3 separate regions of the Homo sapiens genome follow, and all the other regions are linked to region 2. A link is a loop called in an ENCODE intact Hi-C map of the cell type or tissue named here. Cell type or tissue: endothelial cell of umbilical vein. All regions are shown on one strand. Links, peaks and the distances in the headings refer to the core of each region. The heading gives the core; the rest is flanking DNA.

What was found. A loop is a pair of places that touch in the nucleus more often than their neighbours do. Peaks named below come from ENCODE experiments on the same cell type or tissue, not always from the same donor. Only the 100,000 strongest peaks of a DNase experiment are listed, where the experiment ranks them.
Region 1: it touches region 2 in a loop (4-fold over the local background); 5 of 110 quality-filtered maps call a loop at or near these places.
Region 3: a loop joins it to region 2, with 4 times the contacts of the local background. A loop is called at or near these places in 4 of 110 quality-filtered maps.

What each region holds. Positions count from the first base shown.
Region 1 is chr5:56,346,424-56,356,511 of GRCh38, forward strand. It overlaps LOC105378977 (a long non-coding RNA gene), which reads left to right. Exons shown (of 3, transcript XR_948342.3): 3 at 4,180-4,639. Among named protein-coding and RNA genes, the nearest start is that of ANKRD55, 120 kb to the left of the region's middle. RefSeq lists an enhancer at 3,793-4,992. In endothelial cell of umbilical vein, for the core only: no CTCF peak of the experiment used is centred there; DNase peaks (open chromatin) are centred at 4,338 and 6,628; H3K27ac peaks cover 2,122 bases.
Region 2 is chr5:56,832,652-56,842,739 of GRCh38, forward strand. All of the region lies in intron 1 of MAP3K1 (mitogen-activated protein kinase kinase kinase 1), which reads left to right. Among named protein-coding and RNA genes, the nearest start is that of MAP3K1, 22 kb to the left of the region's middle. In endothelial cell of umbilical vein, for the core only: a CTCF peak has its summit at 6,008 (motif pointing left); DNase peaks (open chromatin) are centred at 4,930 and 5,980; H3K27ac peaks cover 1,007 bases.
Region 3 is chr5:56,195,653-56,205,740 of GRCh38, forward strand. All of the region lies in intron 2 of ANKRD55 (ankyrin repeat domain 55), which reads right to left. Among named protein-coding and RNA genes, the nearest start is that of ANKRD55, 33 kb to the right of the region's middle. In endothelial cell of umbilical vein, for the core only: a CTCF peak has its summit at 5,664 (motif pointing left); a DNase peak (open chromatin) is centred at 5,619; H3K27ac peaks cover 765 bases.

The sequences.
Region 1 (10,088 bases), core at 2,444-7,443, 490 kb before region 2:
GTTATGGGACCAGTTGAACGATGAGTCATGAGTCTTGGTGGGGTCAGTCAATTGCCGGAATGCAACAGTCTATAAAACATCTCAAAAGACCAATCTTAGGTTCTATAATAGTGACCTATAGGAGCAATTGGGAAAGCCACAAATCTTGTGACCTCTGGCCATCTGACTCCTGAATAGTAAGCGATTATAGAAACTATGCATACATTTTAGCAGAATTTGGGCCCCTCCCATAATAGTAATCTTGTAGCCTTTCATCAGTTTTACAAAGGCAGTGTCAGCCCCCAAACAAGGAGGACGCAGTTTAAGAGAGGGAGTATTATCATCCTTGCTTCAAAGTTAAACCATCAACTAAATTTCTCCCATGGTTAGCTTGGCCTATGCCCAGGAATGAGTGAAGACAGCCAGCCTGGGAGGCTAGATTGGGCCAACCATGCTGGACTTCTCTCACTGTCATAATCTTTGCAAAGGTGATTTCAAAAGTCATAGCCTCAAGGTCTCTATGATCCTCTTCCTCCCCCTCAACCCTGCCCTGTCTCTCAGCCTTATGTCTCTCCCAAAGCACAGGATGAGGCTTTACTCTGATATTCCCTTATCTACTTTAAGACCAGACTTGCCAAAGGAAACACAGTTGCCTTCCATCCCCTCCCTAAAATCCAGAAAATAAGATTGAGAAATGCAATCACACTTGGAAAGACTTTTTCACAAGATAATGTCTGCGCCTCTGGCTCATTCAAATTATGAAGAGAATAATTTACAAGTTAATTTCTGTCTCCCATACTGCCCTTCAAAAAATCATTTACTACTCCTTAAAATTGTTACACCCCATCTCTGCTTCCCTTAGGAAGAAGGGCATATAAGCATCTAGACCTCACTGGGTTATTGAGCAATCATTCTGCGGTTTCCATGTGCTATGCATGTTAAATAAGCAGCATGCCTTTTCTCTTACTAATCTGTTTATTGTCAGTTCATTTTCAGCAAACCTTCAGAGGGTAGAAGGGAAGCTTTCACCTGGCCCTTACACCCTGAAGCCTGTTTCAGTCACTCATTTGCCTGGCCTTTGGAGATGCTTACACTTGCATTCTCTGGTCTGCATGATGATTTATTCTTTTTTTTTTTTTTTTTTGAGACAGAGTCTTGCTCTGTCTAACAGGCTGGAGTGCAGTGGCACGATCTCGGCTCATTGCAACCTCCGCCTCCCAGATTCAAGTGATTCTCCTGCCTCAGCCTCCTGAGTAGCTGGGACTACAGGCGCCCGCCACCACGCCAGGCTGATTTTTGGTATTTTTAATAGAGACAGGGTTTCTCCGTGTTAGCCAGGATGGTCTCTATCTCCTGACCTCGTGATCCGCCCCCCTTGGCCTCCCAAAGTGCTGGGATTACAGGCGTTATTCTTTTTTATAGTCTAGATCTTGTCATTAATATGTCAATACCAACAATTGACTGCTATGGATTGATTCAGTGTGTATTTGTTAGATTATGTTTTAGATCATAGTGAAAACCACTTGCCAACCCTGAAACTCTCTTTTTCTGTAGAAGTAATGGCTAATGTCCAATTATGAATGAATTGAGATGTTTTACTTTTAGCCTAATTGTATGCTTAGTCATAATTTATATTCTGAACTAAAATGGTAATCTATCAGAAATACTGTTGAATGTGAAAATTTTTCTTTTTTTTTCCTAGGATTAATAATGTTTGCTGGGCTTGTAATTTTAAGATCCTTTTTATGGACAAAGATCTTAAGCAAACAGGATGATCCTTAGGTTGACAGCAGAACAGTTAATGGAGACGTACTCTACTACTTTGTTGTTGACCACTGGCTATTTGGGGAACAGTGTCAGGTGGATTTGGCATGGCTATTAAAATAATCAACTTAAATAAAAAATACATCCCAATATAATTCCCTTGTAGTTCTTTTAGTTGGATTTGAAACTGTTCCACAACTGAAATTTGGAAAATCAAGTTATATTGAAGGTGGAGGGAGGAATGGTTGGCTGAATTTAAATGACAGATTTAATTGTTTTGTTTTGTTGGAGAATACTGTCTATAAATGTCTAAGAATTTGGTGTTAGAAGTTTGTACACTATTCTAAAAAGAAGGAAATAGAGGATCAAACTTACAGTTAACAAACTATTTGCAAAGAAAATATCTCTTAACACCCTAGAAAGGCAAAGAAAATTAATGTGAACACACCTAAGGGCAATTAACACTTATAAAATGAAAGTACATTATATTGACAGCTTTATCTTTTTTGTTTGCTTTTTTTAAAAAATGAACAGAGCTTGAAGTGTTAATTTTAAAAATCAGGGCTGGGCACAGTGGTTCATGCCTGTAATCCCAGCACTTTGGGAGGTCGAGGCGGGTGGATCACGAGGTCAGGAGATCTGAGACCATCCTGGCTAACACGGTGAAACCCCACCTCTACTAAAAATACAAAAAATTAGCTGGGGGTGGTGGTGGGCGCCTGTAGTCCCAGCTACTCGGGAGGCTGAGGCAGGAGAATGGCGCGAACCCGGGAGGTGGAGGTTGTAGTGAGCCGAGATCGTGCCACTGCACTCCAGCCTGGGTGACAGAGCGAGACTCCATCTCAAAAATAAATAAATAAATAAATAAATAAAAAAAATAATAAAAATCACCTGAGGGTATTTTAATGTTTCTGGTAAAATTACTGATGCTCATGATGGCAGCCTTTCTGGCACTTTTCAGTTTACATGTTTGGATTTGTAGTCATGCCTTGCTTAACTATGGGGATACGCTCTAAGAAATGCATCATTAGGCGATTTTGTCGTTGTGTGAACCTCATACAGTGTACTTATACAAACCTAGATGGTATAGCCTACTATACATCAATATCAAAGCTATATGGTATTGTGTATTGCTCCTAGACTACAAACCTGCACAGCATTTTACTGTACTGAAAACTGTTGGTCATTGAAACATAACAGTACCCAAATGGCATTTGTGTATCTGAACATATATAAACATAGAAAAGGTAAAAATACAGTGTTATTATCTTATGGGGTCACCGTCATATCTGTGGGGTCACCGTCATATTATATGGGGTCACGGTCTGTCAGTGACCAAAATGTCATTATGCAGTGCATAACTATACATACAAGTGACATAAATTCTGTGGAGAGAAGTTTTAAGCACATTTGTGAAACAAGCTACAGAAGAACTTTTGTTTTACATTTTTATTGTGTATTTGGATGAGGGGAATAAACTGCTGACATAATTTGCTGATGATTCAGAATTGGCTATCAGCAGAATTATAATCCTGGCGAAGATGGAGGAAAAAATATAGAGAGACCTCCTGTGACAAAAAATGAGTGGAAAATTGTCACAAAATCACTTTTGGTGGTGAGGGGTAAGGGGATTGCCCCTGGGGAAAAATAAGTCATTGGATCATGCGGGTTGAGAGAGGCCGAATGAAGAGCACCTGAATGCTCTTGGCTGTCTTACCCAGCCCCAAATCCTCACTCAACACCCAGAAATGGGAATTATCTCCTTGCCAAGATGGGGAAACTGAGTCTCAGATGGATCGACAAACTTGGCAAGGTCTATAAGCAAAATAATAGAGGATGTAGGAATTCAAACTCATGGCTTCCAGGCACCAAAGTCCTCACTGAGAAAAACAGGGTGAACATAGAAAAATGACACTCTGAGAGAGAGACCCATTGAAAAGAAGTGGACAGTGAGCTTGGGTTTTAAATGTGATTCACTGACCAGCTGACTGAGAGGAAGTTTCAAAAGGTCTGTAGCACAGTGGGCTGAGGGACACTGCAATTCTTCTCCCTTCAACTCCCAGAGACTAAGTCCAGCAGTATGGGCTTCAACCAGGGGCACTTTGGTACCAGAAGGATACAGGCTGGACAGATTCCAATAGAGCAATAAAAAGAGTAAAGGAAACAGAGATTTATCTGTCGAAGGATGCATGAGTCCAAGCACTTGTAGCTTGCATTAATGGGGAGGAGAGGACGATGGATGGCAACTCTTTGAAGTGTGTGTCTGCATTTAAGGAGTGATTAGCTTATAGCAGGAGTACATCCAGGAGTGGGAAGTGACGAAATGTGGATGAGAAACCTCTAAACTGATAGCAGAAAATGGTTTTTGGAAGAGTTACAGGGCAACTCCTTGAGGCTCTGATGTTTTTCACTTTTCCTGACTCACTTGTTTTCCAGGAGTCCCAGTGTCTCCTGAGGAAATCCCTTTCCCATTCAGCCGGCAGCTGCAGCAGGTGGGATGGGCCAGACCAGCCCTCTGGGGATGCTGATCCCAGGGAGCATCCAGGCCGGAAGGTCCAAACGGGCAAGTGACTCATTTGCTTTTCCTCCCTTGGTCATGTCTATGACTCATACACTTTCATTCAGTCCCAAGTATGAGAAAGGAACATCAAAAAGTCCAAGATGTTATCAAATATTTGATGAAAAAGAAAATTCCCCTCTCATATGACCCTTACAGAAAATGTTTATTTAGTCTTTTCATTTTGTTGACATTTCTTTGATTTATCAACATTGAGAAGGTACAGTGAGGAGAAGGAAGGCTGTTAAGTGAGACAAAGGAGGGTTAGGATGGCTCAGTCATTGCTCCCCCGAGGGAGTGATCTAAGCTGCTCACCCACAGACAGAAAGGGTAAATGGGCTAGCTCTTCATTAATAAGAAAGGACTCTTCGTTTGAGTAAGTGAGGAGTATTTACAGTGCTGTGTTTGTAATCACATGGTGCCTGTGTATAGATGGCTGGGAGACAGGATAAAGGGATGGGTGATTTAAAAGCATCAACTTTGGTATCAGATGGATCTGGAGTGGAATTATGGATCTGTCACTTATTAGCTGTGCAACCTTCAGCAAGATCCTTGAGTGCTCTGAGACTTAGCTTTCAGATCTATAAAATAACAATTATAAAAAAATAGCAGCAATGATAATGCCAACATGTCTATCATTGAGCTTCTACTTTGTACCAGACATTGATCTATGGATTTTACATATATTATCTCATTTTATCTTTCCAACAAACCAAAATATGGGTAGTACTATTGTCCGCATTTTATAGGTGTGGAAGCCGAGTCACTGAGGGCTGAAGGAACTTGCTCAAGGTCACGCAATTAGAAAGGAGCAAAATATCTTCCTCCTCAGATTGTTATGAGGCTTACTCAAGGTAAAGCAGCTAAAGAGATTAGTTCCCTGTAAATGTACAACAGTATATATGCTTACTTTTTCTTTTTCAAACTAAAGACAAGGAAGGGGGAATTCCCTTTCTAATTGTCCCAATTGCTATCTCCTTTTTTTTTTTTTTTTTTTTTTGAGATGGAGTCTCACTCTGTCGCCCAGACTGGAGTGCAGTAGCGTGATCTCGGCTCACTGCAACCTCTGCCTGCCAGGTTCAAGCAATTCTCCTGCCTCAGCCTCCAGAGTAGCTGGGACTGCAAGAACATGCCACCATGCCCAGCTAATTTTTTGTATTTTTAGTAGGGACGGGGTTTCACCATGCTGGTCTCGAACTCCTGGTCTTGTGATCTGCCCGCCTCGGTCTGCCAAAGTTCTGGGATTACAGGTGTAAGCCACAGTACCCGGCTGCCATCGACTTTTTTAAATAAGTAAGTGATTCTCTCTGCTATCAACGTCTGCTATCAATGCACAAGTAATTCACAGTATTCTTTATTTTTTAACACAAAGTTTTCAAAATTCATAGAGATTATTTGTAAGACAGCTGTGAGCAACATCTGATACTAGGCTAGGACATATCCCTCCGCTTTGTTCAAGAAACTGCTCTATACTTTTAATCAACTAAAATAAACATGTGGAAACCATTGAAAGCTTATTTTCTGTGAACTCGTTCACAAATATAGGGGCATACTTCAGAGTAAAATATAATATCTTCTCTACACATGCATCACGCAAACATGCATGCATGCACACACACACAACGTAACTCAGATGTTCAAACTGCCTTTGAAAGTGGCGTTGAGCAAAGCTGTCTTACCTAGTAGTGTTGCTATTCATCTTGGTTGGTGTATTAGACTGTTCAGGCTACCATAACGAAATACCACAGACTAGGTAGCTTAAGCAACAGAAACTCACTTTCTCACAGCACTGGAGGCTGAAAAGCCTCAGATCAGGGTGCTGGCCAATTTGGTTTCTGTTGAGGGCTCTCTTCATGGCTTGCAGACAACCACCTTCTCATTATGTCCTCACGTGGCCTTTCCTCAATACATGTATGTAGAGACCTTTCTCTCTCTCTCTTCCTCTTCTTATAAGGCCACCAGTCCTATCAGATTAGGACCTACTCTTACAACTTCAGTCCGTCTTAATCACTTTCTAAAAGCCCTATCTCTGAATACAGTCACATTAGAATGTAGGGTTTAAATATTTGAATCTCGGGGGTACAGAGTTCAGTGTATAGAAATTGGCTGAGGCTGGATTGTTTTTTATGCTGGGGCCTATGTATCTCAGAGAATCATTTATTAATAATTCAAATTTTCCATGTGGTCATCTTTAGAACAGTAATTGCCAAAGGGCTGTGAATCAGGTGTTTATTGTAGAACATGAACAGATGAAATGTAACAGATAAGGCTCCCTTGGTAAAGCAGAGTCTTGGAATACAGGGTGGTGGTGTTCTTTCTAAAAATAAGTCTTGGTGGCTATTGTGCTGCTAATACTGAGGGCATTTTAAAACGTAAACAGGGCCTAAAAGTAAAAGCTAGATCTGGAAAGGAAAGGGACTATTCTGCAGAAGGAACACATTCTTTCCAAGTGGTTTGCATAATTTCCTATGTCGCTTTCATGTTAGAGAAAACACATAGGTATTTTGGATGACTATGTAGACCAAGTTTTCATATCATCTCAGAAATATCACTGGGGCTGGTTTGGTTAATTGAAGAAGGCTTGTTAACTTTTCTTTCATGTGTAATTTAAAACTGGAAAATATGAACGTGCTATTTTCTTGCTTTCAGACTTTGTTACCTTCTGCCTTTGGACTTAGGCAGGCTCAAGCGGTGTATGTATATATGTCTGTATGTGAGTGGAGCTGGGGGAGTGGGGAGATGGGAGGGGTTGGACAAAAAAAATTAGAATTTGTCAATTGTAAAAGCCCTGGTAACATTCAGCTTCTTGTGTTCAATATAGGGCCTATTTATTAGGCTATTGTTCTGAGAGAGGATTTTCAAGAACAAATTTAAATCTCTCCTTCAAGAAACCAAAGGCCGGCCGGGCGCAGTGGCTCACGCCTGTAATCCCAGCACTTTGGGAGGCCGAGGCGGGTGGATCACGAGGTCAGGAGATCGTGATCCATCCTGGCTAACACGGTGAAACCCCGTCTCTACTAAAGATACAAAAAAAAAAAATTAGCTGGGCGTGGTGGCAGGCGCCTGTAGTCCCAGCTACTCAGGAGGCTGAGGCAGGAGAATGGTGTGAACCTGGGAGCTTGCAGTGAGCTGAGATCGCGCCACTGCACTCCAGCCTGGGTGACAAAGCGAGACTCCATCTCAAAAAAAAAGAAAAAAAAAAGAAGCCAAAGACCAAGACTGAAGACCCTATTGGTTCTCCCCATAGAGTAGAGAAGCCTCATGCTTCTCAGGACAGTAAGGCTACGGCTTCATGGCGGAAGGGTAAGTAATAGGTTTCACCCTATCTAGAGTAGAGTAGTACTCATGCATCTCTGGATCTCCACCAGGCCCTGGCCAGCCTGAGGGAGAGACTAGATCACCAGTTCACCAGCACCACAGTTCCCCAGGTGGGCAAGGATCCCTGTGCCAGAGATTCCAGCAGCTAGAGGACTCCCCCTGCACCTCCAGGAGGTCATGGAAACCTTAAGCTACAACCACCTTCTCCTCTCCCTCTTTTCCATTCACCACTTTAGGGGGAAAAACAGATGGGGAGGGAGAGTGGTGGGAACAGGAAAGGAAGGAGGAAGCCTTCTAGAAGGCTGAGAATTTGTGCCCAGGAGTAACTGTGACTCAAAGGCACGGTTTACATGACAAGTTAAGGCTAGGTCCGAAATCAGATAGGGCTAAATGTTAAATTTTTAAAGGTGTGCAACAGAAATGAGTTATCTTGTCAGATTAGTTATAGGAAAAGAAGCCACATCTTACATTCTATCTAGCTGTGCTTATGGACTGTAGCATGAGTGGATTTTGCTTCATTTGCTTCTTGTTTCATGAATGGCTAAGTGTGTGTTTATGTGTGTGTGTGAGATGTGGTAGGTGTGGTGGGGAAAGGAATAAAATATAGTTTCACTGGGAACATACTCAGTCACACATGAGTCCCACTAAAATGAAATTGTAGAAAACATCCCAAAGTATAAATGTATTTGGCAATTATATCAGACATTTTAGCATTAAATATCTCACTTCTCACTGGTTCCTCATGGCAGAGTCAAACCAGAGGACCTTAACCAGTGCTTTCCGAACACAGACGCCCACCCCCCAAAATGTGATTTGCAAAAGGACCGTAAGGCACACTCTCTACCACCATCACCATCTCCATCATTACTTGCAGCGAGCATCTACTAAGCTTACTCTATGTTAAGTACTCAGCATTCTCTACTAAATGCTTTACACGATCATATTCAGTCTTTGCAACAACCATACTAACATTATCCCCATTTTAAAGATGAGGGAACTGAGGCTCACAGATGAAGTAAGTATTTAAGCCAAGAATCAGGGTCATGTATTAATAGTTCCAAAGCCTATGCATGTTTTTTTCCATTCTACCATGCCATTTTCAAGCTTCTTTTGAAGATGACACTTTTAGAGAACTTTCTGGTATCTCTGAAGTTCAATTTTTGGGCTTTCTGTTCTCTAGGTTCTATGTCGATGTGGCTCAGAGCCAGTAGTGTAGGGTACAGGAGAAACCTTCATCACCTCATCTTCTCAGGGCCCTACTGCAAGCCAGCATCTCCCCTTCTTCCTCTCTGCTTCAAGATCCATGGAGGTATATTCTAATATTTTCTAGTATAGTTATCTTTATTTCAGTTGGTTAAGTATCAATTTTCTTATCTAATATCCTGAAGCACTTCTCTCTACCACCTGTCTTATTTTTATCCATCTCTAGGTATAAAGTTTTTGATAAAGAAAAGTGTCATTAGACACTACCTTCTCTTTATCAAAGGTTTTCCAGTACGTTAATAAGGCTTCTCTCTGGGAATGTTTTACAAATTTCAAATTGGATAATCAATTTAAAATATATGCAATCCAGCAAAGAGACAGCAAATACCACTAACGCTCTTCACTTGGTTTGGCCAAATCACTCACCTGGGAAAAAGTAGAAATACACCAAAATGCATTTAGAAAAATGTCTGGACTCTCAGAGCCCCAGTGTTTCCAGACAAACACTGACAGTTTTAGCTTTTCCTATTACCAAGGCAAAAGGTTTTGCTTTTGATTCTCAGCTTTACAGGTTTCTTTTACCTTTGTCAACCTAAGTTTTCCATATTTGTTAACCTCTTTTAAAGACATGCCATGTACAGTAGCGCTTCCTGGCTAGCATGCCCATCTTGTTCCCCAGCCCACTGTGCAGGCCTTGATCATTCTTTAAATCCCAGATCCTAGTTCCCTCTTCCATGAATCTTCCCAGACCTTCTCAGCTCCCATTCATTTCCCTTTCTTGGGAACCCTACAACACTCATTAAGTGAATCATTACTTCTGGCATTTAATTGTGTACTGCCTGAACTATTACTTATTATTTACATGTATGTATATCTTCTCTTTCCAGTGACAAAACCGGTTTCTTACACGGAGGTAATTTTGTTTTGCCACATATAAGTCCCTGCAGAATGACAAATAGACATTTAATAAATGCATATTGAATGGATGAAGGCACTTTGTTTCAAAGGGATAACCCTGGAGTTGATTTGACTCAGGAGAAAATACAGCTCACACAGCTCATTGGAATGCTTATTGTTTTGCCATTTCCTTGTAGTGGAAAGTCCCAGTCAGTTATCAATTAATAGTATCAACAACCATTTTATCTAGTGCTTAACAGGGGATGACATCCAGAGGTAACTTCACAGACAGAGCCTGTTGTGAAACAGGTTGAATTCTGCCACATTTTACTACCTTCCTGGTCTCAGACCAATCACTTAACTCCTGCAA
Region 2 (10,088 bases), core at 3,180-8,179:
TGCATATTTTTTTTAAATCAAGAGGTAAGTTTGTTTAATCAGAGCACAAATTTTATTATCTTGGAAAAATTATTCATTTCTTTGTCTTAGCTTTTATTCATTCTTCACATAGTGTATTATGAAGTCAAAATCATATGTAGTGATGACTTTTTAAATTAAATTATCTATTTAGGTCTTCCAAAAATACAGAAAACATTAGTGAAGCATTTTAAGTTTTTGTTTTGTTTTGTTTTTGTTTTGAGACGGAGTCTCGCTCTGTCACCAGGCTGGAGTGCAGTGGGGCTATCTCAGCTCACTGAAACCTCCACCTCCTGGGTTCAAGTGATTCTCCTGCCTCAGCCTCCCTAGTAGCTGGGATTACAGGCATGCATCACCGCACCCAGATAATTTTTGTGTTTTTAGTAGAGATGGGGTTTCACCATGTTGGCTAGGATGGTCTTGATCTCCTGACCTTGTGATCCGCCTGCCTCAGCCTCCCAAAGTGCTGGGATTACAGGCGTGAGCCACCATGCTCTGCCATGATTTTTTTGTTTTTATATGAAGTTCTTCTAAAATAAAGCAAGTTATAAACACAAATACATTTAAATTTCAGTGTTTTTACAAGGCCAGGGAAGAGACGCGGCTTCAGGGAAAAATATGGTTGAACTTTGTTAATACATACATTTTTTTGCCAGCAAAATTGGAGATATGCTTGGTGTGCACATACATTAAAAGCAGTAATTGTTAACACTTTTGGAGTACTTCACAGAGTGCCTGCCCAGACTGTCTGACATGCTTCTCATTTGGTGCCTACGCAGCCTTGCACAGTAGTAAGGGGAGAGTGAACACTCATGACCTCCTGCTGTCTATGCACACACTCCCTCCCCCACAGTGCCTCAGCTCACACCTGAGTATCTCTCTGCATGCTCCCAGGGAGCTTCCTGCAGTACCTTAGGCATTCTGAAACGTGTGTCTTTACAACAAGACACACTTGTTAAAGCTGTTTACAAATGAGCCTTGGCGGGGGCGGGGAAAGCTGGTTTTCATTTCCAGTTATTTTAAATTTAGGCTTATTTCACACTTCAGCATTCTTTTAATTAATGTGTTTTAATTAAAAGAATTAATTATTCTTGGTTGGTAATGCCCTTTAATTTGAGTAAAGATGATATCTAAGGCCAGCATCTAGTATTAAGTTATGCCTAGATGGACTTCTGTTCATTTATTCTGTTACTGGTGGTTGTTCTTTACTAGTGAAATAAGTTAACGAATGCCTGCCTGTCACATGTGGGGCCTTTATTTTGTGTTCAGCAGGCACCTTCTTTGATAATTATAAGAGCTTAGTGACTGAGAGAATTCAGTAATCTTCCTGACCCCTATGCCTTCCCAACAAAGGAGATTATCTTTTAGTTTATAGAAAGGTCACTCAGGTAAAACTGAAATCTCCTTCAAGGCAAGATAAATATCTTTATCCTTAACTGTGTCTCTGACATGCCATTATTTTTTCTTCAGTAGTAGTTTGCTGGCCCATAAGTCTTTTATGTGAACTGCTTATGGTTGGAAACTTAAACACTGTCACTTTAGCTCAGCACTTGTTTATTGACATACTTTCCTATGTGTATGTACTGTGCTAGGAACTGAGTGAGCCCTAGGTAAATGCTGGAGCCAGGGGAGATAAAAAGAGAGTTTAATTCTTGTGTTCTCTAGCTAGTTATTGATTACTTGTAGCTAATTTCATAAGAAACTCTTGGAGGAAACTGAAGAGTAGTTGTAGGTTCTACCTGGATGTGACAGGATTCTATGTGTATGCCTGGATATGAGGACAGCTTGTTGAATACTGCCTGTTAATTTGCTTTTGGGTGGATCATGAGGTCAGGAGTTCGAGACCAGCCTGGCCAACATGGTAAAACCCCGTCTGTACTGTACAAAAAATTAGCTGGGCATGGTGGCAGGTGCCTGTAATCCCAGCTACTCGGGAAGCTGAGGCAGGATAATCACTTGAACCCGAGAGGCGGATGTTGCAGTGAGCTGAGATGATGCCACTGCACTCCAGCCTGGGCAACAGAGCAAGACTCCATCTCAAAACAAAGAAAGAAAAAAGATGAGAGAAATATTGTTGTGCTTTAAGAAAGCCTTTTAAATTAAAATGTGAGTTGACACCCCAGCCAGAATAAGGGTGATGGTGTCAGGCTCCTGAAAATGATTTTGTTGTGTATATTTTACTTATATACAGCTTTTAAGAGAATAACTTGTATAAAATAAGATACTTAATTTTAGATATTATTATAATAAGTCTTAACAAGTAATAAGATATAAAATTAAGTATCTTATTTTATACAAGTTAATTACTTATTAGTGGTAATTCCACCTGCAGGCTTGAAGTTTCATGGCCTCCAGTGTTTCTCTCCAATGGAACCTTTGCTCCGTTGAACCTTGGATGGCTTAGAATCTGGCACAGATGCTAAGGGTTGAGAAGTGAATGATAGTTCTGTTGGCAATCTTAATTCCTTGATGGGCAGGCCCAGGATCACATCCATACCTTAGAAAGGGTAGCAGGGAAATACTAGCTCAGCTTCCTCCCTGAAGAATGCCAGTATTTCCTGGAAAAGAGCTGAAGAGGATCCTATGGAGGAGCCTGAGACCACTGCAGGTTAGGAGACAGGAAGGCAGGGAAGAGGAGACAGGAAGGCAGGGAAGAGGAGACAAGGAGGCAGGGAAGAGTTGACAGGAAGGCAGGGAAGAGGAGACAGGAAGGCAGGGAAGAGGAGACAAGGAGGCAGGGAAGAGTTGACAGGAAGGCAGGGAAGAGGAGACAGGAAGGCAGGGAAGAGGAGACAGGAAGGTAGGAAGAGGACTTTTTCCAAGGAGCCAGTGGTCCGCAGTAGGGATGCTGCTGGTTGAGGGCTACAGAGGACGTGGGTTAATGGAGTGATGGGAGTGGGACGTACTTTACTGAGGGATGAAGGAGAGGTGCGGAATCTTAGGCTACTCTGGAGAAACCTGGAGAAGGAGGGAGATGGGAGAGAAATAGAAGCTAGAATGTTTGCAAAGATGAAGCATTTTGGGGTTTGGTGGTTTTTTGTTTTAAGATAAAAAGGGGGGGAATTTTACAAGCTGAAGAGATGGCACAGAGAGGAAAAAGTTTTATTTGTGGTTAAAGTAGTGAGCATGCTTTTCTGAAATGTCATTTCTCAAGGAGATGGCGGCTTGGAGGGGGTCAATTGATGGTTAATAGGAAGCCAGTCTAATGAAAAGCTAGCTATACCTTTGAAATAGGAAATTTGTAGTTAGAAATGTTTGTGTTCTCTTTGTTTAAATTGTAGCTTGTGGTATAACAAAACATTCACTCATCAAATTTTGTAAAGAATTGGCTGTATGCAGATACTAGGAAGATGGCAGTAATGAAACAGACACAAATCCCTGCTCTCAGAGAGATAATATTCTAACAAAAACGTGTTTGTAAGTGTGCGCAGAACCCATTTCATGATTTCTGCTTGGTTTGTGGACTCGACTGAGGTTGATGTGAGCAGTTCCTGTAAAGGACCATCCCTATCCCAGGTTGTTCAGAGAATTGTTTTCCGTCCAAGCCCTCTGAGTGGCTCTTGTGTTTGTCTACCCTCTTCCTAATTGTCGCTTTTAAATACCTCATAGAAATACTCTCTCTCCATATTTCAACTTGGTCAGCATGTGTACCTGACTACAGCCAGTCAAATTTTGGTGCTGGTGACATGGGTGTGGCAGTGCACGTGGGAAGGTAATTCAGGAATTACCTTTTTTTTGGTAATAATGTCAGAGTGTTAAAGTGATTAGTTTTTAGAGAGTTAATTTCGGACCTATTTAGAAATACCCATATAGATATTACTTATTCTCTTGCATACTGATAGGCTTTCTTGGATGGGGAAAGTGGTAGAGATGTGATTAACGCTTTGGGCATTTGTGCGGTTTATCTTGTCTCTGCTTCGGGTCGGGAGTGACTTGTTACTGTTTACATGAGGCTAGTTGTGTGGCACTCCCTAAACAGTTTATTGAAGTTTTGTCTTGTGTATGTGACTGTCATATTATGATGGCAGAGTTGTTGAGAACAGCTGCTTCAGCCTATTGTCAAACATTTTGGCCCTATCCATCCAGCATACTTCTTTTAGGGGACTGAAGGAAAGGGACCCAGGAGTGTCTGTGCAGACTGTCATCCTAGTAATGCTTACTTGGAACAGTGAACACAATCGATTCAAGTCTCAAGTCTTTTGATTTACCTTAATCCATTTGAATTTTGTATTTTAGCCACCTTTGTATCTTTGACATAAAACCATCACAGGGTACTCCTCTCAGAAATCTTGGAATAAAATTGACACTCTAGAAAACAGATGCTCCATTTTTTATGCTTATGCTGTGGTTTTAAATGTATCCTGCCAGCAGTATCCCCCCACCTTAAGCTAGGAGAATCTAGGTGTGAGAAATTTGGATTCGGAATTCCAGCACTGCCCCCCAGACATGCCCATTCACTGACCCCCTGAGCTAGTTCCCTTTCTTCCTCTTGGGTTGCTTCCCTAATAGGATGCACTTCATGGCTTTTGCATCTCCCCTCCCAGCCACAAGATCTTTGAATCTCTGAGGGTTTTCTTCAAGGCATTTTATTCCTACTTACCACAGGAAAAATTAACAGCCATTAACAAAATTATAGACATGGGTAAGTTCCTAAGTTAGGTTTTCACTGAAATATATATGAGTCTAGACTCATGGTTCTTAGCTTCTTTACTGACCATCTCTTAGTCTTTTCCTGGGGTTGAAAGCTGTCATTTTTCCCAAGAGTGGTGTGGGAGCTCTTCCCTCTTTCTGCAGTGCCCCAGGACTAACAGTGGATACTTGGCATACACAAAGGCCTCAGTGAAGCTTATTTACATCTTGGAGATCTTTCTGGCGTAGAAGTTCATATTGGAAAGGCATTGCTTCCTCACAGCTTCCTATGTACAAATACTGGGCATTTGGGAGTCTGGATGAAAGATGAGTAAGACAAAGGCTTTGTTCTCAAGTAAAAGTCCAAGGGGAAAAGATTAATCCATTATTTTATTAAGTACATATTTATTGACTACCACCCTTGTGCCAGGCTTTCTGCTGGGGCAGGAGACATAAGCTTGAGACCCATTTCCGTCCTCACGGATCTCAAAGTCAAGAGTGGGAAACAGATAAGAGGCCATTATAGCAGTGCTCTTTGCTGAGTGAGGACTGAGGAAGATTTCTTCACACTGAGTTTTAGGGGACGTGGCCAGTGGGGGAGGCTGAAGGCAGCACCTGGGATGGTTTCTCCAAGGGGACCCTAGAGCTTCAGTTAATGAGGTGAACCCTACAGAGTACTGACACCAGGAAATATGCCTAAGGAAAACTAGATAAACTAGGGTTTTATTTTTATTTTTTGCTTCTTCTGTATGCTAGGCAAACTCACATTTTATTAGCTGTCAGTCTGTTTTCATTTTTCAGTTTAAAAGTTTTCAGGTTGATAACTTTGGTCCGGTATCAGTCAGAGTGATGATGAATTGAGTCAAAGCTGTTGTTTTAAAAAGAATATTCATATGCATGCCTATGAAAAAGAGCTGTCTTGTTTTAAAATGGAGTAATACAATTTGTGTTACAAGTACAGTTCTTTGCCCCATTTCCATTCAAATTGTCATTTATATCTGAAATCATTAAAATTAGAAAACAGTTATGATGAATGTCTTTTGAAGCATATAGCAGGAAAAGTCATAAGTCAAAACCTGCCAGTTTAAAGTAAATGCAATTATTTGGTTCTATGAAATTGTAGCTTTTGCTATAGTGAAAAGAAATTGGCATATTTATGAACAACTCCAGGATCTCATTGAAATGAGGAAGACATTATTTAGGAAGACAGTAATGATTCAGACTATATTTAGGACAGGATGTTAGAGTTAATGTGCCTTCTCTTTCAAGTGATTAGTGGGCAGATGACATCTTTGGTATTAATGATTGCCTGAGTTAACATTTTTAAGGAAAGAGTGCCACCTACTGAATGAAGAGCTTTTGTTTTCTTCCATTCAATTCGAAGAATCTTGTTTCACTTTGAATCCTTAGTGGGTGGCATTTGCTGGGCAGTGATCCCGTCTTCCAGTGGATTGACTAGGGTAGCTAGGATTCTTAGAGGGAGTTTATGCCCCCAAAACCAGGTGTAGAAACAAAACCTAAGCATAAACATGATTCAGCACTTGGCAAGTCTCAAAACCTTACCATCATGTTAATGTACTCACTGGCCCAGAAGGTTTTTTGTTTTGTTTTGTTTTGAGCTAGGAGCAAATGGCTGGGAGGAAATGAACTATTCCAAAAAATAATTGAAGGGGATTGAAGAGCATATGACATTGGTCGAGATCTTCTGGGGAGACTTCGTTTTCCTAGGGAATAATATTAGTGCAGAGATTGCTTGATCACAACTTGGCCATAGGTCAGTGGAGGGATTCCTGAGGTCAAGTTGCGAATCCAAAGGCCTACTTCAGAGTAATCCATATGGTGCTCTTTTTGTAGTTCCTAACAATAGTATCTCATTAGTGAAAGGTTGAGTACATGAACAGCAGCAAACACACCAGTATCCGAATTAAAGGACATCATTTGAGAATTTCGCATAGTCATTATTTTTAGTATATTGGGACATTTTTGATGTTGTGGCTTAATTGACTACTAGGCATCAGCCATCTCCAGCTTTTTCCACTTGTCGATTGGATTATGCAAGTCATGAGTGGTATTTAAAAGAGGTGGACTGTATGCTAAATTGATTTATCCTTGCTTATGTGTACAGATTAATGGTATAATCCATGAGGGGTGATAGATTAAGATCCTGAAGTGAAAAAATACATATATAGTGTCAGGTATATTAACCAATGGTTAGTTGCCTTTTATTTTTCCAGTGTAAAGTATAGCAGATCCTTCAATAATGTCATTTAGTTGAACATTTTGGACAATTTTGCTAAAAAGTTGATGAGGATAAAAATCTCTTCTGGCAGAGGCTACTGTCTGTATGGAGTTTGCATACTCCCCCCATCTCTGGGTGGATTTTCTCTCAGTACTCTGGTTTCCCCCTGACACCCCAAAGATGTGCACGTTAGGTTCATTGTCATGTCTGCAAGGACCCAGACTGAGAGAATGTGGGTGTTTGTTAATGCACCCTGCAACGGGATGACATCCTACCCAGGGCTAGTTCAAGTCTGGCACCCTGAATTGTTGGGACAGGCTCTGGCCACCTGTGACCCTGAACTGGAATAAGTGGGTAAATAATCATCTTATTAATGTTTCTTAAATGTATGTTACAGCTCACATTTTTTCAGTGTTTAGTGTTAGAAGTGTTTGGGGTCTCTAGAAGTTTGGTGATGTTTTTGTGACCAGAAATATGCCATAGAAACTTTCCCACTTGTTTACATCAATTGGCCTATGGTAAAGTTGGTTTTAAAGTCAAAGTTTCTCTTATTGTGTAACTTGCCATTGACATCTACTCATGTTACTTAAATAAGCGTTTTGTTTGTTTGTTTGTTTTTTGTTTTTTTGAGATGGAGCCTTGCTCTGTCACCCAGGCCGGAGTACAGTGCCCTGATCTCGGCTCACTGCAACCTCCGCCTCCCAAGTTCAAACGATTCTCCTGCCTCAGCCTCCCAGTTAGCCGGGATTACAGGCACATGCCACCACACCTGGCTAATTTTTGTATTTTTAGTAGAGGCAGGGTTTCACCATGTTGGCCAGGCTGGTCTTGAACTCCAGACTTGAGGTGTTCTACCCGCCTCGGCCTCCTAAAGTGCTGGGATTACAGGCATGAGCCACTGCGTCCAGCCAAATAATGAGTATTAATTGGCTGAATAGCAAGTATTCTCTGAAAACATTATTTAATAATACAAAACTTGTAAATATTTTAGCAATAACTGTGTTTTCAGATTTGCACTCAGAAAACTAGTATGACTTTTAATATTGTATCCCAGCTTTTCTCCTTTTAAAAAACAGAAAACCCTAACTTCTGTAACTTGACTGAGATTAAGCGTATCTGATACCATTATTCCAGATTATGAGAAAAGTCAGCTGTGTGGCTACAGAGAGCTCTGGCCTGAAGTAGTTATTAATAGAATTCACATTGGGACGTAAAAACAACTGGAACTGAAACTTGGTCTGAGAGCCGCCATGTTTCATGTCTCATTTCAGGCTACTACTTTGCATCTTTTTGACTTACAGCACTTAAATATGCAAATGCAAAATTGTTAAGGTTTTTTTTTTTTTTTTTTAAAGATGGAGTCTTGTTCTGTCTGTCACCCAGGCTGGAGTGCAGTGGCACGTTCTCAGCTCACTGTAACCTCCGCTTCCCGAGTTCAAGCGATTCTCCTGCCTCAGCCTCCTGAGTAGCTGGGATTACAGGCATGCACCACCACGCCCAGCTAATTTGTGTGTGTGTTTAGTAGAGATGGGGTTTTGCCATATTGGCTGGGCAAGGTGTTTCACACCTGTAATCCCAGCCCTTTGGGAGGCCAAGGCAGGCAGATCATCTGAGGTCAAAATTGTTAAGCCTTTTAAGGAAGAGAAATGTATGGCTTATTGATTTAAAAAAAAAAAAAACTAGACAGGTTAATATTTTTCATGTAAAACGATCTTAAAATCTTTGTGCTCTCTACTTTCTCGAATGTTCTGCTTGACAGTTGTCTGAACTTTCTGAGAGCTTTGATAGAGTCTTATACATAATACGTGCCTCTCTTAGTAATAAAGTTTGAATTGCTATGATAGTGAATATTGGAGGAGTCTAAAAGTTCGTAACAGTATGTCACCCATACTGATATACTGCCTGAGTTAGTACAAGGGGTCTGCAGATCCACTTAGCTACCACGTAGATGGTGATGATACCTTAAGAAAGGATTTTCACATTCAAAAACATGGAGAGCCACTGGATTATAGAATGACAAAGAATATTTTACTCAAAAAAATTTTGGGAAGTACTCTCCAGATTTAACGATTAAAAGGAATTTGTGGTCCTATTGAGCTTTCTATCTTCTGATGGTGTCTATCTGCCTGACAGGAATAATATTGATGTGGCAGTGGCGATAAATGAATTGTATGTTCACACTGAATGACCCTAAGCTATCATCTTGTAGTCTGATGTGATTTCATAGGTTCTTAAGTTCCAAAAAGGTTGTGAATTTCTTAAGAGCATGTCATGGCTAATGGCACAGTCAGGACTTGATTATGAATTTCCAGACCCCTGAATCCTGTCATTTTCCTTTAGTTCCGTGAAGCTTCCCACAGTGTGGAGTAGTAGTTCAGTGGTGCATGTTTATTTTTAAGGAAATATTTCAAGCATACAGAAAGATACAGATGGAATACATTAGATAATAGTATAATAAACAGCCAGAAAACCTTCACCTGTATTTAATAAATGTTAATATTTTATTGTACTTGCTGCAGTGCAGTTGGATGTGTATTTTTTAAAGGAACTAATATTAAACAGTTGAAGCCTCCTTTGTCTTCTGGCTAGAGCTTCTTCTCTCCCTCAATACCAGCAGAAGCAGCCTTGTACAGCAGTCTTCATATTCTAGATGTTGCTAGTCAACATTGTTACCTTCTGAAACCAGAAAAAAAGTTTTATTTTGCTACTGTCATCTGTTTTTCAAATAACTTGTTAAAAGAAGTTATAATAACAGCATAGTGGAGGAGGACAGGACTTTAAAGTCGTAGAGAGCTGGTTTTGAAACTCAGAATTGTCACTGACTATGGAGAGTTAATCAAACTACTTAATCTTTCTGCAGGTTTCTTCATCTGCCCAATGAAGATGAGGACTCTTACCTTGTAGCTTTGGTGAGATGTAAAGCCACTGTATGGACAATACCTAGAGTAGTACTTAGAACAGAGGAGGCACTGCAGAGGCTAGCTTTAATAGTAGTAGTAGTGATAGTAGTAATTCAGTTTATTGTGGGCTACCATGCACTTGGTGCCATTGCAAGTACTTCATCCATGTTCATTTAAAAAGTGAGGTAAGAATTAACTATATGTAAAAGACTTAGAACAAGGTGTGGCGGGTAGTAGGTGGGTCATAAGTATTAGCTATTATTATTATCCCCATTTATAGGAGAATAATGGGAGGAACTCTA
Region 3 (10,088 bases), core at 3,040-8,039, 640 kb before region 2:
AGGCTGGTCTTGAACTCCTGACCTCAGGTGATCTACCCATCTCCGCCTCCCAAAGTGCTGGGATTACAGGTATGAGCCACAGCGCCTGGCTAGCTAAATAATTTCTATTTATTGTGCCAAAACATGTCAAAATCATGACTCTTTGAATGGTTTATTTGAGAGGATGTTCATTTCATTGGCTAACCATGGATTACTCTGCCCACATAGTGAAAACATGCACCAATTTTTACCTATTATCATGGTAGTATCATCTGCCAAAATTTCAAGGCATTCATTTTATTCTTTGAACAACTCTTTACCATAGTGTGGACATGAATTTTCATATGTGTTACTTGACTAGAAGTATAAATGGTTTACTATAAATATCCAAAAACCTTAAGATTTGCTCATAGGAAATGAATGTTGTCATGAATCCTGGGCTCTAGAGTCAGACTTGCTTGGGTTTAAATTCTTGCTCCAACACTTACTGTTTTTGTAACCTTGAGCAATTTTATTTAATATTTCCGTGTCTCAATTTTCTCATCTGTAAATTAGGGATGATAATACTACCTACCTCACAGGATTTTTGTGAGGATTAAATAAATGTAAGGTTCTTAGAACACTGTCTGTCCCAGAATAAGGGAGCAATAAATAGAAGATTGTATTATTATTCTATTACCTTGGAGTGTAGCTATTGCATTTAAGTGAATAAAAAATTTGCTTTGACCAGATACTGAAGGAAATATTTCATACATTTCTTAATAAGTAATAGCTAGTATTTATCGAGTGCCTACTGTGTGCTAACTATTGTGCTTAGATAATCTGTGTATAATAGTGTTAATGCTCAAAATTTGGGTGTTATTCCCATGTTATAGATAAGGAAACTGAGGCCTGGAGAATTAAAGTAACTTTGCCACTTTCACAAGGCTAGTAAGTAACAGAGGCAGGATTTATATTCAAACCGTGTGTGTTCATTTGAACTGTATCAGGCTTGGAGTTAGTCATTTAGCATTATTTCCATTTTTATTTATATGATATATGACATCTGATACATTGGCCAGTAATACCCAAATTAACCCAGCCAAGTTATCATAGTGATTCTTAAACTGTGGTTAGCATACTTGCCTAGGATGTTGTTAAAATGCTGATCTGCAGACCCCAGTCTCAGAAATTCTAACTTAAGCATGGGGCCCAAGAGTATATGCATTCTTACCAAATACCCTAGGACAGTGATTGTCAAAAGTGTGGTCCCAACAAACAGCATCAACATCACCTGGGAACCTGTTGGAAATGCAACCTCTCTCAGGGCCCCATCTCAGATCTACTAAATCAGATACTCTAGGAGCAGGGGCAGGGGCCAGCAGTTGTGTTTAAGCAAACTCTGCAGGTGTCTTTGTTATCCTAGTTTGAGAACCACTGCCAATACCTACATGATTTTGGTGCAAATAGTGTTTGAAGCACACTGAAGATTACTGCCCCATTATTAAGACATTTTTCAAAAAGCATGTTTTAAATCAGTGTAGTCCAGGATCACATAATATTAAATATAAAATAAAGATAATTTAAAGGGTCATTGGATCCTTCATTTTGGCCAAATTTGTAGCTTCTCCAAAGTGACTAATATCAGGGTCCACGATAAAATCTGTAATTCTCCAAGTTTAGTAATTTTATATTGAGGCAGGAAGGGTTCATTAAGTACTAATAAGTACAAAATTTATTAAAAGCATACATAAAATCAGTGTCATCAAAAAGGTCTACAATTGTTAGTAAAAACAATTTAAATTGAAGTAGTAAATGCTATTTTATAACATACAGAGCACTTTTCTGCCAATTCATTCTGTTTTGTGTGACCTAATAAAGCAAAAACAAAAACAATTCTCCAAGTATTTCATAGAGCACATAAAACCAGATTTCATGATGATGATGTATTCACTATCTTTTAGATTAAGATCTTCGTTATTTAGATAAATTATTTTAGTATGGTTTTAAAACATAAGGCTTTTGATGTCTTATGTTCTCTAATGATGGTATGCTTATATTTTCTAGTGGAAAGTTCATAGATAAAGCCAATTTTTGTCGCAGTTTGTTTTCAAATATCATAAATTTCAGAGGAGTTTTTCTTACTGTAATGAGATACGAAAATAAACCACTGATCGGCTTTTAATATTATTTGAATATGGAATTGGATTTGAGCATTAAATTTGCTAACTGGTTATTTTCACAATTGTTTTCTTGAGTATTAATTTTTCACTTCTTTGAGACTGTCAAACCATAGTTATTAGCAGGCTGATGCACTTTTGTACTTGAAAGAATCCCTTGATTGATTAAATTATATCTAGCATTTTATTCTCCATTTGTTTTCAGTTCATTAGACTATTATTCTTTGACAGTTTCTGCTTTGTATTTATTGCCCTTCTTTATTTGTTTTATTACTAATTCCCATTTTCTAGTTACTCTTAAATGCTGCCTTCAAAGGGTTAATTTGGCTGTTAATAGTGACTAAAATTTTTATTACTTAATTGAAAATTTTAAACCTACGAACTGGGTTTCCCTATGAGATTGAAAGTAAAAGTCTAAGAATAATGCCTGCTGGCTCTCAAGATAGTTGCCCTACTTAAAAATCTAGAATTTTAAATTAATTCTGCATCTACAATTATTATTATTACTGTTTTTTTTTCTTTTTTTGAGACGGAGTTTCGCTCTTGTTACCCAGGCGTGATCTTGGCTCACCGCAACCTCTGCCTCCTGGGTTCAAGCAATTCTCCTTCCTCAGCCTCCCGAGTAGCTGGGGTTACAGGCATGCACCACCACGCCCAGCTCATTTTGTAGTTTTAGTAGAGACGGGGTTTCACCATGTTGGTCAGGCTGGTCTTGAACTCCCAACCTCAGGTGATCCGCCTGCCTCAGCCTCCCAAAGTGCTGGGATTATAGGCGTGAGCCACCGCGCCTAGCCACATCTACAATTATTAAAGGAAGTAAAGTTATTTGGATTCTTCCACTCACCCTTTTCTCAAAAACAAAAAAAACCAAAACCCATTTGCTTTGTTTTTCTTCTTTATAGTAGGCCTGACAGAAACATACTGAAGCAATCTGGGAGACAACCTGTGATAGATCCTATGCTAAATGTTAATGTTACCTCTGTTGATTTAAAAACACGTGTTTAGGGGCTGGGCAGCGGTGGCTCACACCTGTAATCCCAGCACTTTGGGAGGCCGAGGCAGGCGGATCACGAGGTCAGGAGATCAAGACCAACCTGGCTAACATGGTGAAACCCCGTCTCTACTAAAAATACAAAAAATTTAGCCGGGCGTGGTGGCGGGCGCCTGTAGTCCCAGCTACTCAGGAGGCTGAGGCAGGAGAATGGTGTGAAGCCGGGTGGCAGAGCTTGCAGTGAGCCGAGATCGCGCCACTGCACTCCAGCCTGGACGACAGAGTGAGACTCTGTCTCAAAACAAACAAACAAACAAACAAACCCAAAAAAACCCAAACACGTGTTTATATCTAAGAGTTGAAATAAAAACTTTAACAAAGGGTGGAATAAGGAATTTTACAAATTCTCTTTAGAGAAACCAGCTCTAAAGTTTTAGGGTTGAATTGTGCTCTATTTCAATTCCCTTACCTCTCTAGTTTTCAGTTTATATTAGTTAAATTTTAATAACTTTGCAGGGCCCGGCAAATTAATAACCTACATGAAGTATTTTATCAGAGGGAAACTAATCTTACTGCTGAGCAGTGTGTTGTACTACATAGTGAATGTTTGTGTTTTGGAATCTAACAATTATTTAAGGTAATGGTGTTATGAATGGTTTAAAAATGTCTGGTGACTTGCTTATTTTAAGTGATCACCATTAAGTCAGAAAAATGTATTTTTAAATGTTTCTTAAAGTGGCTTTTGAACATTTTTAAACAGTTGATTTAAATAATGCATAAGATAAATTACCATGTTCAAAGTTAAAAAAAAAAAAAAACTTGGGTGTGGCTTGGTTTGGTGGCTCACGCCTGTAATCCCAGCACTTTGGGAGGCCGAGGTGGGCGGATCACAAGGTCAGGAGATCGAGACCATCCTGGCTAACACGGTGAAACCCTGTCTCTACTAAAAGTACAAAAAAATTAGCTGGGCGTGGTGGCGGGCGCCTGTAGTCCCAGCTACTTGGGAGGCTGAGGCAGGAGAATGGCATGAACCCGGGTGGTGGAGCTTGCAGTGAGCCGAGATCGCACCACTACACTCCAGCCTGGGTGACAGAGTGAGACTCTGTCTCAAAAAAAAAAAAAAGAGGCCGAGGTGAGAGGATCACTTGAGACCAGTAGTTGGAGACCAGCCTGAGCAACACAGCATCTCTACAATTGTGTTTTAATTGTAATATGTATATATATGAAATGTGTAAAAGTCCGTAAAAGCCTGGAAGAACGTGCATCAAAAAGTCTATAGAGATAATCTCTTGGATATTCTTCAGAACTTTCTATATTTTTCAAATTCTCTATAATGAATTTATGTTCTTTTATACCTGTCAGAATAAACCAAATTCAGGCTTACTAGCTTTAATAAACTAATACTAAGGGGGTACACAGAGCCTAGCATATCTATAACTAAGAAAGCAAGTCCTTGCTGTTTGATAACATCCTAAAAAAGAAAAAAGTATGTATTTTGCTAATTCTGACCTTTATAAATACTCTAGTAGGTTTTTTTTTAAAAAAGACATAGGTATGTATTTTAATTTTTATTAATTTTTACCTAAAAATTGGAAGAATAGACAGCCTTAAGATCATTTCTTTCCTTCATTTTTCATGGTCAAAAAACCTAACTGATTTCTGGATGTATCATAAATTATCCAATGTCAAGGGCTTAGCATTAATACTGGTATGTCAGACACGTAATAGGCTATTAAAAATGTTTTAGATTAGAGGACCTTCCTTAGAGTATCTCAAGTTTTACAAAAAGTTCCTTTTTTAGAGCTTCATATGGTGGCTCTGTCCTTGGGTTATTATGGAGCTCTTTGGGAAAGCCCTTGACTGCATCGGTTACTGGGCCCATTTTGTTGAAATTACCCAGAAGTTAGCTTGACATTTGTTCTGCCTAAGCTGTGACCCTTTTGCAAAAGGGCCAGGTCAGTGGAAGGGCACATTGGGTATTGCAATTTCAAGAGCTCAGACCAGGGTAATTTGGGGAGGCTTTCTTTGGTTTATTCTATTCTGAGGATTCTTGGGTGACTAAACACATCCTAGGGTCACCAATGATGTCTGGATTCATTTTGGACAACCACAGAGGACTCTGAAGCTCTTTCTTAGATTGTTCCTTGAAATAGAATTGATTGCCTCTGAAGAACTCATTCATCCATTTACTCATCTACCATATGCTAGTAAAATTGTAGTTACAAAGGCTACAGAGTTTCTGTCCCTAAGAAAGACATGCCCTAGTGGGAAGACAAATGTCTTATTTATGATTGAGACATACTGGAGATATTATGGCAGGACGGGAAGAATCACTTCAATGAACAGTTTCCTGGGCATTCCTCTAATTCCCTCTCTCCCCCTGCGGGATTATCCTGAATGCTTTGAAGAAACTGCATTCTTAGGGGTACCCAGAATGACCTATCCACAAAGTGGCGTCTTTCCACCTTTAAGGAGCATGCCAGGCCTTACACTGCACCACGATGGCTTCATGGGACAACATTGCCACCCACTGGTAATAAAGAGTCTCTGTGGACCTTCACCTGGGCCCTGAGTCAATCTGGAACTCTTTGGCCATGCAAGAACAAGTTAAAGGTCATTGATACAGCTGGCTGGCATTGAAACAAAATTAGTCTCATGTGACTTTTTTCAAATATATCAGGTGACACAAAGCATACATATAGAAAAATGGTAAGAGCACAAGCTCTGGGGCCTCACCTCTAGAGTCTGATTCTGGCACTGCCACTTACCTGCTAGCTATGTGACCTTAGGCAAGTTGCTTAACATCTCTATGTCCGTTCTTCACTTGCCAAATGGATAAGAATAGTGCCTCCCCCTTAGGGCTGTTCTGAGAGCTAAATGAATTAATTCATATGAAGTGCTTAAAGCAGTGCCTGGCCCAGAGTAAATATTCAAAGTGTGTTAATTAGTGGGGTGATTCCTCAAAGACCAAGAGGCAGAAATACCATTTGACCCAGCAATCCCATTACTAGGTATATACCCCAAGGAATATAAATCATTCTATTATAAAGATACTTGCATGCATATCACAATAGCAGCACTATTCACTGTTAGCAAAAACATGGAATCAACCTAAATGCCCATCAGTGATAAACTGGATAGAGAAAATGTGATACATATGCACCATGGAATACTATGCAGCAATAAAAAAGAACGAGGTCATGTCCTTTGCAGGGACATGGATGGAGTTGGAAGCCATTATCCTCAGCAAACTAATGCAGGAACAGAAAACCAAACACCACGTGTTCTCACTGATAAGTGGGAACTGAATGATGAGAACACATGGACACATGGAGAGGAACAACACACACTGGAGCCTGTCAGAGGGGGTGGTGTGGGGAGAGGGGGAGCATCAGGAAGAAGAGCTAATAGATGCCGAGCTTAATATTTAGGTGATGGGATTATCTGTGCAGCAAACAACCATGGCACACATTTACCTATGTAACAAACCTGCACATCCTACACATGTACCCTTGAACTTAAAATGAAAGTTAAAGAAAAAAAAAAACAAAGTGTGCCTGTTGTTATTATTATCCAAATTACTACTTTGACATTGATAGGCACTTGTGTCTCCTTGCTCTTAAACGAGACCCTTTGCCTTGTGCAGCAGGCTGTAGTAATTTTGTGAGCAGAAACATTTTTACCATTTCTCATGTCTTCTCCAGTCCCTCAGGGTGTATTTCCTGAGATGATAAGAGTGTTTTAGAAAGTGTCAGTCATATGAGAAGAAGAGAGTTTCTTTCTAACATTTTAAAGGGAAAAATAGCTCCGAACTTTCCACATGTACCAGTTGAGGGAACAAACATGCAAAGTGACCTTCATACCGTGGGAGTGGAAAAGAAGAGATTTCATTCTGTGGGGAGGAAGTCTTGCAACAATATTATCTCAAGAGTAAATATCTGACTGCAATCAGATCTTTCTTCCTAACCAAATTTGTGATGCAACACATGTTGTGTTTCTTTGAATGTTAGCATCTCTGTGCTCTTGCGGGGGTAGGTTTTCTGAGCTGTGAATGGCATTTCATGTTGAGCATCTCTCCTGCATGAAGAGGACCTGGGGAATGGAATTTTCTGTTTTAAGGAGTGTTTCTGTGTTGAAATTCAGTAAAGATGCCTCTTAGAATGCACTTTAATAGAATGCATCTTTATTTTAATAATATTAATTCTTAAAAATATCTTAATCTTTATGTATGGGGCCTTTAGGATGGAGGCAATATACACATTTACTGATTAATTTAGTACACATGTTCTGCTCAGATGGGCTTTCTCACCCACTGGGGTTTTGTGGAAACTTTTCTGATGTTAAAATATTATGTCAAGAAATACTTTGGTAATTAGGCAGTGATATGGTCTGGCTCTGTGTTCCCACCCAAATCTCATCTTGAATTGTAATCCGAATTGTAATCCCTACATGTTGGCGGAGGGACCTCGTGGGAGGTGATTAGATCATAGGGGTGGTTCCCCCATGCTGCTGTTCTCATAATAGTGAGTTCTCATGAGATCTGATGGTTTTTTTAAAATTTAATTTAATTTTATTATTATTATACTTTAAGTTTTAGGGTACATGTGCACAACATGCAGGTTAGTTACATATGTATACATGTGCCATGTTGTTGTGCTGCACCCATTAACTTGTCATTTAGCATTAGGTATATCTCCTAATGCTATCCCTCCCCACAACAGTCCCCGGTGTGTGATGTTCCCCTTCCCCTGTGTCCATGTGTTCTCATTGTTCAATTCCCACCTATGAGTGAGAACATGCGGTGTTTGGTTTTTTGTCCTTTCGATAGTTTGCTGAGAATGATGGTTTCCAGCTTCATCCATGTCCCTACAAAGGACATGAACTCATCATTTTTTATGGCTGCATAGTATTCCATGGTGTATATGTGCCACATTTTCTTAATCCAGTCTATTATTGTTGGACCTTTGGGTTGGTTCCAAGTCTTTGCTATTGTGAATACTGTCACAATGAACATATGTGTGCATGTGTCTTTATAGCAGCATGATTTATAGTCCTTTGGGTATATACCCAGTAATGGGATGGCTGGGTCAAATGGTATTTCTAGTTCTAGATCCCTGAGGAATCGCCACACTGACTTCCACAATGGTTGAACTAGTTTACAGTCCCACCAACAGTGTAAAAGTGTTCCTATTTCTCCACATCCTCTCCAGCACCTGTTGTGTTTTTTTAATGATTGCTGTTCTAACTGGTGTGAGATGGTATCTCATTGTGGTTTTGATTTGCATTTCTCTGATGGCCAGTGATGATGAGCATTTTTTCATGTTTTTTGACTGCATAAATGTCTTCTTTTGAGAAGTGTCTGTTCATATCTTTTGCCCACTTTTTGGTGGGGTTGCTTTTTTCTTGTAAATTTGTTTGAGTTCATTGTAGATTCTGGATATTAGCCCTTTGTCAGATGAGTAGATTGCAAAAATTTTCTCCCATTTTGTAGGTTGCCTGTTCACTCTGATGGTAGTTTCTTTTGCTGTGCAGAAGTTCTTTAGTTTAATTAGATCCCATTTGTCAATTTTGGCTTTTGTTGCCATAGCTTTTGGTGTTTTAGACATGAAGTCCTTGCCCATGCCTATGTCCTGAATGGTATCGCCTAGGTTTTCTTCTAGGGTTTTCATAGTTTTAAGTCTAACATATAATTCTTTAATCCATCTTGAATTAATTTTTGTATAAGGTGTAAGGAAGGTTTTATAAGGGGATTTTCCCCCTTTGCTTGGCACTTCTCCTTCCTGCTGCCATGTGAAGAAGGATGCATTTGCTGCTTCTTCTGCCATGATTGTAAGTTTCCTGAGGCCTCCCCGACACTGCAGACCTGTGAGTCAATTAAACCTCTTTCCTTTATAAATTACCCAGTCTTGGGTAGTTTTTTTGTAGCAGCATGAGAATGGACTAATACAGGTAGGTAGAAATCTTTAATTTTATGAAGGATTATGCTAGCCTTGCTGGCTTTTGGAAATTGAAAAGTAAGTTAAGTGTTGTTATGAAACCATCCTTCCTCCAATCTTCCTTACTTTCTTCTGAATCAAATACATGACTCCACCTACCTCTCACTTTCCAGGAATGGCAGGTGTTGGAGTCAGGCATTTGCCATTTTAACTGCCAACTCTGGAAAATGAGGAATTGGTTTGTTTAGTCTGGAGCAGAGCAGAATGTTCATGTTCAGTTGAACATGATAGCTGTTTTCAATTTTGAAAAAGCTGGAAGAGAGTTTAGACTTGTTTTCTTTTCTTTCTTTTTTTTTCTTTTGAGACAGAGTCTCACTCTGTTGCCCAGGATGGAGTGCATTGGCATGATCTTGGCTCACTGCAAGCTCCGCTTCCTGGGTCCGAACCATTCTCCTGCCTCAGCCTCCTGAGTAGTTGGGATTACAGGTGCCTGCCACCATGCCCAGCTAATTTTTGTATTTTTAGTAGAGATGGGGTTTCACCATATTGGTCAGGCTGGTCTTGAACTCTTGACCTCAAGTGATCCACCTGCCTCAGCCTCCCAAAGTGCTAGGATTATAGGTGTGAGCCACTGCACCTGGGCTAGACTTGTTTTCTGTAAATCCACAGGGAAGAACTAGTTCTGGTGGGTAGAAGTTGGAATTAATAAGACTTTTGAATGACTAGAGCTGTTCAGATACAGAGGCAATTACCTCACAAGCTAGTGCGCTCCTTATCACTATCTGTGTTTAAGCAGGTTCTGACCAAACCCATCTTGGCAGTGTTCTTGAGGAGACAGCTGTATTGAGTAGAAGGTTGATCTCTAAGTTTCCTTTCATGATTGATATTCTGCATGTCTAGCTAGCATCTGTGGAGAACCAAACAGTGAATCTTGGGCTGGGGGAGATTTGGAGAAGGGGGTCTTCCTTGGATCTTTTAAAAGGCACCCTCCTTGTGGCCCTCTACTGTGCCCACTTATAAAAC